Linked DNA regions of Homo sapiens: regions 1 and 2 are each linked to region 3. Evidence: chromatin contacts called from ENCODE Hi-C data. All regions are on one chromosome and are shown on one strand. The core of a region is the stretch at or near the end of the contact, and the rest is flanking DNA. Distances in the headings are between cores, read along the strand shown.

Region 1 (3,437 bases), core at 142-2,641, 2.8 Mb after region 3:
AGATACTTCAACTTAAATATATTTTTTGCAAAATATCTTTTTTAAAAAAACAGATGTGGTCTCAGCAATGTAATTATTACAGTGTGAGGAGAGCTTACAGTTGTACCAAAATTTATAACTAGGAAGAAGAGAATGTGAAATAATCCGGAAACCTACAAAACTGTCCTATACAGGAATACCAATTAAACAGCTACTAAAAATGAGTGTAAAATGACAATATGGCTTTATCAAGTGCTTAGGGTCTGGAAAAATGCACATATTGCCTGTTATTTATTGTTATACTTAATGAATGTTCTTTTGCACGTGAGAACTGTTATAAAAGATGTCTTTTGTACATACTTGGTACACCAGTTGGCTTTTTAACCCATTAGCTGTTTTCCCCCAAAGGTGGCCTACTCTAGATGACGTTAAAAATACACATTTTCCAGGGACTTATATAAATAGTCAACTGCCCTATTATGGAAACTTAAAAGCGAAGGCCCTGAAATATCCAGACAGTTTGAACATAAACCAAAAATGAAGTGAATCTCTAGAATTGCTGTGTAATAGCGTGAGTGGGGAGGGGGTCCCTCAAGAGAGGGAACTGACCTTTTTCTTCCTCGTGGGTGACCTTGAGTACACACTTTATTTAGTCATTAAAAGGGTCACCTGAAGCTTAGAGAATGAAGATCCTACAGCCTGTTAATTTTATCATTGTTAGAAACTCTCTGCCTTTGGCCTGAAAATGGTAAATCACCTTTCTTAGAAGATTCTCATATCCAGATATTCTTACCAAATCAGAATCTTTTCCAGCATTTTCTTCAAAAAACCACAGTTCTGGGTTAAAACACAGCAGATCCTAACTGTAATTTTCCTTTCATGTACATTTTAGTCATCTTTATAATTTTAAATGAAAGACAGGAACTACATTATTTGAAATAAGGGTTAACCCCCTCTAATTATAAGCATTAATCACACACAGTTTTCTCATTTCTAAATGTTAAATATAAAATGGGAGCTATCTCTTCAGACACTTTTCTGTTGCCTTCTGTGTGCGGCAGGACCTTACTTTTAAGCTTAGTTTGATTTAAAGGCTGAGTTTCTGCTTGCTTGGAATGCTTGCTCTTCAAAATATTTGCTCCCTGGAGAGGGAAACTGAAGATGGAGCTTTCACGTGACTTTGGATTGCTGACCTGGAAGACGTTTGGGGTAATAGGATGGGCTAGGGCATGGTTCCACTGCTTTCTGTTTGAGTGGGGTCAGGAAAGGAAGGCGGGGCTCGCTGTGTGCAAACAGGAAAACATAGTCTGAAGATGTTTGAAGCCTGAGTGCACTTTCATTTGATGCCTTGCTTTATTGCTTAAGAGAATTTTAAACTGCCGAATCCGCAAATGTGCTGCAGCCTATAATGACACATATTTAAATGATTTTTGCATCTAAACAAATGCATTCACTCTTTGCCTGGTGTGTACAATTTGAATGACACTCGTGCTCTGCCTGGAAGGAACAGACGTTTTTCATTATAAAATTCAGTCAAGCAGAAAAGTAGCAAAGGAAGCAGAAATTTCCATTTACATCTATGATTGAAGTTGTAGTGATAAAAGAGGATGACTAAGTTGAAGAGTAGCCTTGTTCTCATTCTGCTATCTGACATGGGATCTTGTCACTTTGGTAATAGTTTTTAAACTTACATTATTGAGGAAGGCTCTGATCAGAAGTCTCAAATTATACATGTTCTTCAACCTTAGATTTTTCTGGGTGTTTTGTTTCAAAAGTCTCAAATTATATATGTTCTTCAACCTTAGATTTTTCTGGGTGTTTTGTTTGGTTTTTTGGTTATCTATAGATAGATTTGAGTATCTCTTTTTTTCTTAAAATCCGTTACTTACTAGTAATAAAGACTTAAGTGGTAGCTTTACGCTCCATTATCACAGAGATTCACAGTACTTTTTAGTTTTTACTTGTGAGCCTCAGCAGGTGTAGACAGATACCTTAGTTGCCACTGATAACATCCAGTTGCCACTAGATCAAGAAATGGTTCAAAATTCTCCAGGGGCATTTTCTGCTAAAGAAGAGTTGGTGATCTTCCTTTTGGAAGCCTTAATGTACTTAAACCTTCTTCCTTAGAAGTCCAGAAATTCAATTATTTCAGCTCTCTGTGGAGTGATAAGTCCTGCCAAATTGATTTACAATAATGAAACTAAGCCTTGTTTACAAATCTAAGTGGTGATTTCTAAGTCCACAGAGGCGTGGTAACAGAGAGAGAGATTCTGATTTATCTGGGGGTCTATCCGTGTTTGAACAGATTGTGTGATTTTTGAAACATGATTCAAAAGGGATGTTGATAAATTCTAAAATACATTTTTATTGAAGAGCTTGATGAATCATGTATACTTACTTTATTTGTTATTCTATTAGATATTGTCTTCCTCATCCCTAGGTGGTGTTGCTAGTACAGTGACAGAATTCAAATCCTTCTTTTTCCTCTGCTCTAACAGAGCTTTGTGAACTCATAGCAATATTGTAATGCCTGGTAAAAGGTGGTGCCAGTTTCAAGTACTATATCCTAATTACTTCATGGCTAACTCTTGTTATTGTTAACAATATTGTTAACTCTTTTGTTAAATGCAGTGACATCTTTTTTCTTTCTCATTCTCTGTGTACTTTTTGCCCTAAATAGTTCTGCATCTTTTAAGATACAAGTTTGCTTTTTCTTGGAGGTTTTTATTTGGAAAATGCCTGAAATATATAGACCAACATTTGTTCCTCCAATGGTTAAATTACATTGTCTCCCAAAGTGAGGCATTTTAAGTCTGGACTATACCCAGGAGAATCTAAAAGAGGCAGTTAATAAGCTCTTGAAGAGCACAGTGGGGTGGTTGTGTATTTATTGAGTCTCACACTTAGGAGAGAAATAGGCTGGACCAAATGAGCCTGGGCATCAAAAGCATGTGGGTGGTCGTTGGTGATATGTGCAGTGATGAGTGTGTGTGCTGAGGGTCCTAGACCAGGCTGGCAGGGAAATGAACTGAAGGCAGTGAAGCCTCCCCTGATAACTGCAGAGAGTGCTGCAGCATCCAGGACCTCAGGATCATGATGAACAAGCTGTAGTGGATGGAAGGGAGAGGAACTATGGGAAGGATGAGTTTCTGGCCAGAAAGTGGTTTACTGGAGTGCTGTGTCTGAGTATTACATGATCTGAGGACCATGAGGTCCAGCTTTGGGAGTATGGAGAGTTTGAGTGGAGTAGAGTTATAGTCCCATGGTCTTCTGATTCACAGACATTCATGAGCGATAAGTATCTATTGAGAAAGTGGAAGCATGATTTTTATGACCTCCTCTTGTTGTGGGGAAATCGATCAACGGGGCCTATATTGGTTGGGTTCTACAACCAAATAGAATGTGTTCAGCAGGAGTCATGTTTTGGGCTCCTCACAATGTTCAGTGTTAGTTCTGTT
Region 2 (3,443 bases), core at 837-3,336, 2.8 Mb before region 3:
TTAAAAGAAGGAACTATGCAAGCTGCTCAGGGAAGGTGGAAAACCTGGGTTCATGCATGGATTCTCAATGGCCAGGGAGAAGGGATTCCTCAGAGGCGTCTTAAGAATAGCACTGGTGGCCGGGCGGGGTGGCTCACGCCTGTAATCCCAGCACTTTGGGAGGCCGAGGCGGGTGGATCACGACGTCAACAGATCGAGACCATCCTGGCCAACATGGTGAAACGCCGTCTCTACTAAAATATAAAAAATTAGCCAGGCGTGGCGGCGCGCGCCTGTAGTCCCAGCTACCCGGGAGGCTGAGGCAGGAGAATTGCTTGAACCTGGGAGGCGGAGGTTGCAGTGAGCTGAGATCGCGCCACTGCACTCCAGCCTGGGCGACAGAGCGAGACTTGGTCTGAAAAACAAAACACTAGTACTGGTGAATTATGTGGGGAGAAGTAAAGAGGGACAAAAAGAAGTCTGACAAATGAAACAGCAAAATGGAGTCAAATGCCAAAGAACCTTTTCCAGAAAATCTGGAGACCTATTAAAGAAAAAGGCTAAACTCATTATCTCCCTCACATATATTTCAGACATTTACACAGACTAACTGTTCCTGTCCTCTCACGTTTCTGTAAACCCCTTTAAAGACTGAATCTCATTCGTATAGTAAATATTCCCTCATGATTTTTAAGCCGAGTGCAAGAGAAAATTTTCCACCAGTTGGTAACTTCACTAAGGTTCTGGGGACAGTGTTATCACAAGCACCTTCCTTGCAACACGTTTTGTAATTTTACTGATAAAAGTTCTGAAAATATTTCTGTATATTTTACAAGAGTCGTTCAGAAGTTTGTCTCTGACCATCTTAGCAACCTGCCTACTGGCAGAGCAATTTTAAAGCCACTTTACGAAAATGTGGCTTAAGAAATGCTCCGACAACAGTTATTAAGTGCCAATTCGGTGTAATGGAAACTCCAGGTCTTCTAATTTCCAAATACGAAACTCCACCCACTGTCCTCAAACGACAGTTCTCAATCGTAGGTGCACATCAAAATCACTTTTGGAAACTTTCAAAAAACAGCAATACTCACCCTGCACTAGGACAGGTTTTGATGTAATTGGTCGGAGGTTGGGCTCTGGTGTATTTTTAGTAAGATCTTCAAATAAGCTAACTGTGCACCCAAAGTTAAGATCACTGCCCTCAAAAATCCCCAAAAGGGTCAGTTAAACCTCTGGCTCCCGGAGCTTAGGAGGAGGAAAAGGACCTCTGTTCAAGGCTACCTTCTCTGCCCTTGCAGCCCAATCATGACCTAGAACAGAGGCCAGCAAACTTCCCTGCAAAGTGTCACACAAACGGTCTCTGTTGCGTATTTTTGTTTTCCAAAGCCTTTTAAAAATATAAAAACCATTCCTAGCCTTAGAGCTGTACAAAAGCGAAGACTCCCTGACCTAGAGCGCTGAAGCCGGAAAGCGGAGAGGGATGCGAAGACACCAGGCGGGCCCAGGCGCAGTCGCCATCCCCGGGCTGGGCCTGGCACTGCGCCACTCGGTGTCCGCGGGACCCTCAGGAACGAGAACACGGCCAAGCAAGGGACGAGCACAGCCGCTCCAGGCACCACGACAGACCCGCGGCGGCGGCCCAAGGACCACAGAGGGCAGCACGCCCGCCCCCGCCCCTCCCCGGCCCGCGGCAATCCCTCCCCGCGCTCCCGCCACGCGCAGGCCCAGCCCCGCGGCGGCCTCGGTCCCACGCCCCGCGCCCGGGCCCGCCCGGTGACTCAGCACTTGGGCACCGCACCGCTGGGGGCGAAGGCACCGACCGGGCGGCACGGGCCGGGACCGGGCGCTGGACCAGGGCGGCCCCGAGGCCTGGCGGGCGACCCGCTCCTAGCAAAGGTGCGCGGGGGGACGAGCGGGTGGGAGCGGCCTCGCAAACAAGCCTCCGTCCCAGCCCTTGCCTTCTGCTCGAAATTGATGATGCCCTGCACTGGGCCGTCGCCCTTCAGCACGCACACGGCCTTCGTCGCCATAACTCGCTAGGCCACGCCGAGGTCCTGGTTCCGAGGACTGCAACGGAAACCCCAGACGCTGCAGGAGACTACGACGCAAACCAGCACCCCGTCTCCGCGACTACTTTATAGGCCAGACCTCCGCGCCTCGCCCACTCTGGCCCCAAACCAATCGCCTCGCACGCGCTCAGCCCGCCCCCTGCGGCAGCCTCGGGTCGCGAGTGGCCGGGAATGACTGGGGGCGGGGCCAAGGGGCCGCGTGCGCCGGAGACTCCCCCCGCCCCGCAGCCGGGAAACGTCCAGAACCCCGAAATGTGGAGAAAACAACCTTCTTTTCACGGGGGCGTGGCCCGCCGGTTGCAGTACGCGAAATTGGCAAAATGATGTAAACAGGGTACGCTTTGAAAATCTGAAGTCACTTTGTCTAGAAATGTCATTAGTTATGACTGAGTTTGGCCACAGCGTCTCATTTGTTACTCAGCAATTGGGACGCCCCAAGATGGATGCTTTTGTAGTTTTCATTTTTTTGTCTTGTTTTTTAGTTTTCTGAGGGTATAGAAAGTCGCTACACCTCAATCCCGGGACTTACCTTTTCTTCCCCTGCAATTTTCTTAGTCCTTAGTATAGAGTTTCTTATTTGGTTGGCAGAATTCGGTATTCTTTTTATATTTTTCCTGTTTGGCAAGGCCACAACCCTACAGATAACCAAACGGCAACTAGTTGGCTTCTAGGCATCACCTGCGTTTTTGTCTGGCCTAAAGGCCACAACACTCAAGGAGGGTAGAATGGTGAAATAATTTATGATGCCTCCATACAACAGGAATGATAAATATGACTTACCTTTCAAGGGAAATATTTCAAAAACATATTGTGAAATGAGAAAATAGTGCAAACTACTTTTGTCCGGGGCGAGGGGGTTGTTTGTTTGATTTTTGAGACAGGGTCTCGCTCTGTCACCCAGGCTGGAGTGCAGTGGCGCCATCATAGCTCACTGCAGCCTCCACCTCCTGGGTTCAAGCCATCCTCCTGCCTCAGCCTCCCAAGTACCTGGGACCACAGGCATGTGCCACCACACCTGGCTGATTTTTGTATTTTGGGTACAGATGGGGTTTTACCATGTTGCCCAGGCTGGTTTCAAACTCCTGAGCTCAAGCCAGCCATCTACCCACCTCGGCCTCCCAAAGTGCTGGGATTACAGACATGAGCCACCACGTCCAGCCTAGTACTTAATATTGAGTATGGCAAAATACTGAGACTTAATTGAAGTCCAGTGTGAAACAACAATAGAAGCTATTCCAGCCTCGTTTGGAGTACACTACTATCGATTTATTTACTTATTTATTATTTACGCTATTTAGACCCTCAGACTCTAATGCATCCTCTATCAGAGAAATACAATTCACATTTTTTTATCATCCTCTAGGAAGTATACATATTTGCAGTTTTGCCTGTTGT
Region 3 (3,288 bases), core at 473-2,972:
ACTGTCCATGCCTACAGATAATTTATTTTGTATTTTTGGATAAAAAGACATTTGTATATTCCTAATACTGGGTGCGAGAGCACCTATGGTTCCAGTTCCAGCTACTCAGGAGGCTGAGGGAGGAGGATCGCTTGAACCCAGGAGATCAAGTACAACTCTTTCTATATATATATATTTTTCATATTTTTACATAATAAAATTCTATATGGCAGTTAAGAGGAGTAACCTAACCATATATCAAAACATAAATCTCATATAATGTTGACTGAAAAAGAAATTTGAAAAATATGTCCAACCTAGTACCAGTTATGTAAATTTTAAAATACACCGTATGTTGCTTATAAAGATATGAATGTTTATAAACGTATAAATACAAGATCCATGTTTTTACATGGATTAGATGGACATACACTAAATCCATAAGAGCCTTGGAGAGAATGTTACACAATTAAACTGAAGGCAAATAGAGAAAGAACATCCATCTTATTTGTAATATTTTAGTTCTTGTATTTAAAAAATATTTTAAGGAAACATGAGAAAATACTGTCATTTCTGGGTTTAAAACTTGGGGTTTTGAAATTTGTAACCCAGCCGGGTGCGTTAAAGGCTCACACCTGTAATCTCAGCACTTTGAGAGCCCAAGGCGGGTGGATCACCTGAAGTCAGCAGTTTGAGACCAGCCTGGCCAACATGGGGAAAATCCGTCTCTACTAAAAATACAAAAATTAGGCAGCCGTGGCTGCAGGCGCCTGTAATCCCAGCTACTCCGGAGGCTGAGGCAGGAGAACCGCTTGAACCTGGGAGGCAGAGGTTGCAGTGAGCCTAGCTCGCGCCACTGCACTCCAGCCTGGGGGATACAGCGAGACTCTGTCTCCAAAAAAAAAAAATACATAAGTAGAAATAAAATAAAATAAAATTTGTACCTCAAATACTTTTCTGTATTTTTATTTCTCAAATTTAAAAAACGAGCTGTAAAAATGTTTCATTGCGAAACAAATTTCAGAAATTGACTCAAAAAGAATGCAAATACTTGAATAGTCTAATAACTTACAGATGTTCCAAAACATCAAAGATCCATTCACTCAAAAAGGCACCAAGCCCAGCCAGTTTTAAGGCTTTCTACCTAATGTTCCAGAAACAGTGTCCTAACTCACATAACGAGGGTAGCGTAATCTTGGTAAAAAAAAACGGAGCCAGATTATTAGCCTCCCCAATTCAGCAGTGTATTAAACCGCATCATCTTGCTTAAGGTTTATAAAAAGAGTGCATTCATGATTCATCAGGAAGGCAATTTATAAAGTACAGTAAAAAAACGAGGAAAGTCTTCATCTTTATAGCGTAAAGCTTAAAGTTCAGCTGACAAAAAAACAGTAAAATTTATTATGTATTTTTTCAAATCCTTGCAAACTAGGAATAAAACAGAATTTCCAAATATCATTAGAATGAAGAAAGAACATTCACCTTAGTCAAAAACAACTCAGAATGCCCACTATCAGGTTCTAGTTCACAGAATAAAATTTAAATGTTCCAAAGAAGAAAGCAAATGTCAATAGTCACGGATTATACAACTGTCTACTTAGCAATTTCAAGGAGAGCCACTGACAAATTTAGAATTAAGACCCAACAACAACACACTGGTCGCCCGGGACGCCAGCCCCACTCCTAGGCCTGCGCATGAGGGTGAGGGCATGCGCATGCGCATGCGCACGCCCTGCGCACGCGCATGGAACGCAGCGAAGGACTATGGCAGGGGAGAACTTCGCTACGCCGTTCCACGGGCACGTGGGCCGCGGCGCCTTCAGCGACGTGTACGAGCCCGCGGAGGACACGTTTCTGCTTTTGGACGCGCTGGAGGCAGCGGCTGCCGAACTGGCAGGGTGCGAGGAGGGGAGGGGCTCTGACGGGAAAGGGTTGCGGCTTTCTGAAGAAGTGCGGTGGAGGAGGGCCGGAACGGTGACTATCACCGCCCTGAGCCGGAGCAGGCGGGGTCCACTTGCAGATGATTGACAGCCAGGACGCCGTAATTGAGAATTTTCCTGTAGCTACAAGTAATGAGTGTGCCGGGGACGCATCTCCTTTGCCAGGGGGCTGCTCTGTCTCATGAGCTCCCTGACTGCTTACCATGCAAAGGCGTATCTTTTCCTGTCGCCTGTTAATCTGAAGAACACATGTCCCTGAGAGAAGCGATAGTATAACACGTTTGGAAACAAAATATTCCGGAAACATTGCTTATTAATATTTTTAAAGTATTACATATTAAAATTGCATGGTATTATTTGATTTACTCAGCACATAGAAAGCACCCTTAACAAACATGAAAGAAAGTTGTGTTACTGGAGTGGGGAAATATTTTTAAACCCACTGAATAGCATACTCTAGCACCAGCCAGTCCTCACATGTGGCTACAGAGCGCTTGAAATGTGGCTAGTGCTATTGAGGAACTGAATTTTTCATTTAATTGTTACCAAAAAAAAGTTACATGCAGCTAGCAGACAATAGTCTACCCTAGCACTTTATTTAAATGGATTTATTGAAGTGATCGCCATCAATTTTAAATTAATAGCAGAAGGAATGAATACTGACATTGTGATTTTTAAATGTAAGGAATTTGGGTTGTTAGATTTGTTTGAAGATAAGATGAACTGGGTTTTCTCAGGATGGAACAAACAGCTTTCAGGTTTCAAAGATCTATATTGTATTTATTTATCCCTCTTAAACTTGGTCATATTTCTCCAGTATAAAATGTCCCAGCTCTTATTAAACTAGTCTTTCATTGTAGATGATGGAACTTTTGGATCTACTGGAATATACAGTGGAACAGTACTGTTTTATAACTTGTCTTTTCTTCTCAAGATAGCCCAGAAAGATTTACAAGCACAAATTGCACTGCAAAGTATGCTGTAAAAGGAGCTGATTTTGTTATAAAGTCTTGGGTTATTTCTAGTTTGGAATTCTAATTATTTATGAGACCATGATAGTTATTTTCAAAGAGAAGCCACCTGGTGAGATTCTCAGACCTTACTACCACCTAATAAAGACTTGTCAGATGTGTAGACTGGTTCCAAAAGTTTAAAACCTCTGGAGCTTGTCACTGGGTAGTTGTTTTGGGAGTTCAGTGCTAAAAATTTCCCTAAATGCCATCAAGCTGATCTTTTTAATGGGGATGATTTATGCTTTTGATGCATGTATAACATTATAGAGGGCTGGCACTGTGGTTCGTGCCTATAGTCCTAACTACTTGGGAGGCTGAGGTGGGAGGATCACTTGAGCAAGCCCAGGAGTTAAAGG

Evidence for each region. Hi-C counts contacts between places; a loop is a spot of excess contacts on that map. Pooled maps may share reads with other maps.
Region 1: a pooled map shows a loop between it and region 3 (3-fold over the local background). The contact joins the enhancer-like site here to the promoter of HEMK2 in region 3. A Hi-C loop is called at or near these places in 2 of 50 pooled maps.
Region 2: a map of CD8-positive, alpha-beta T cell shows a loop between it and region 3 (8-fold over the local background). The contact joins the promoter of SOD1 here to the promoter of HEMK2 in region 3. A Hi-C loop is called at or near these places in 2 of 168 maps with a recorded cell type or tissue (CD4-positive, alpha-beta memory T cell and CD8-positive, alpha-beta T cell), 1 of 37 single-sample maps with no recorded cell type and 8 of 50 pooled maps.

Annotation. Positions count from the first base shown.
Region 1 is chr21:26,069,050-26,072,486 of GRCh38, reverse strand. The region is part of intron 3 of APP (amyloid beta precursor protein); the gene reads left to right. Among named protein-coding and RNA genes, the nearest start is that of APP, 100 kb to the left of the region's middle. Within about 2 kb of position 1,391, at least 8 of the 41 ENCODE cell types and tissues checked have a DNase peak (open chromatin) inside an H3K27ac peak, as active enhancers do.
Region 2 is chr21:31,658,336-31,661,778 of GRCh38, reverse strand. SOD1 (superoxide dismutase 1) reads right to left here and starts at 2,086. Exons shown (of 5, transcript NM_000454.5): 1 at 1,938-2,086. The coding sequence starts at 2,009. SOD1-DT (SOD1 divergent transcript) reads left to right here and starts at 1,755. Exons shown (of 3, transcript NR_187558.1): 1 at 1,755-2,382. RefSeq lists enhancers at 1-234, 235-744, 1,244-1,443 and silencers at 1,604-1,883, 2,154-2,473.
Region 3 is chr21:28,883,801-28,887,088 of GRCh38, reverse strand. HEMK2 (HemK methyltransferase 2, ETF1 glutamine and histone H4 lysine) reads left to right here and starts at 1,722. Exons shown (of 6, transcript NM_013240.6): 1 at 1,722-1,877. The coding sequence starts at 1,744. It also overlaps the pseudogene HSPD1P7. RefSeq lists enhancers at 1,305-1,863, 1,809-1,868, 1,864-2,423.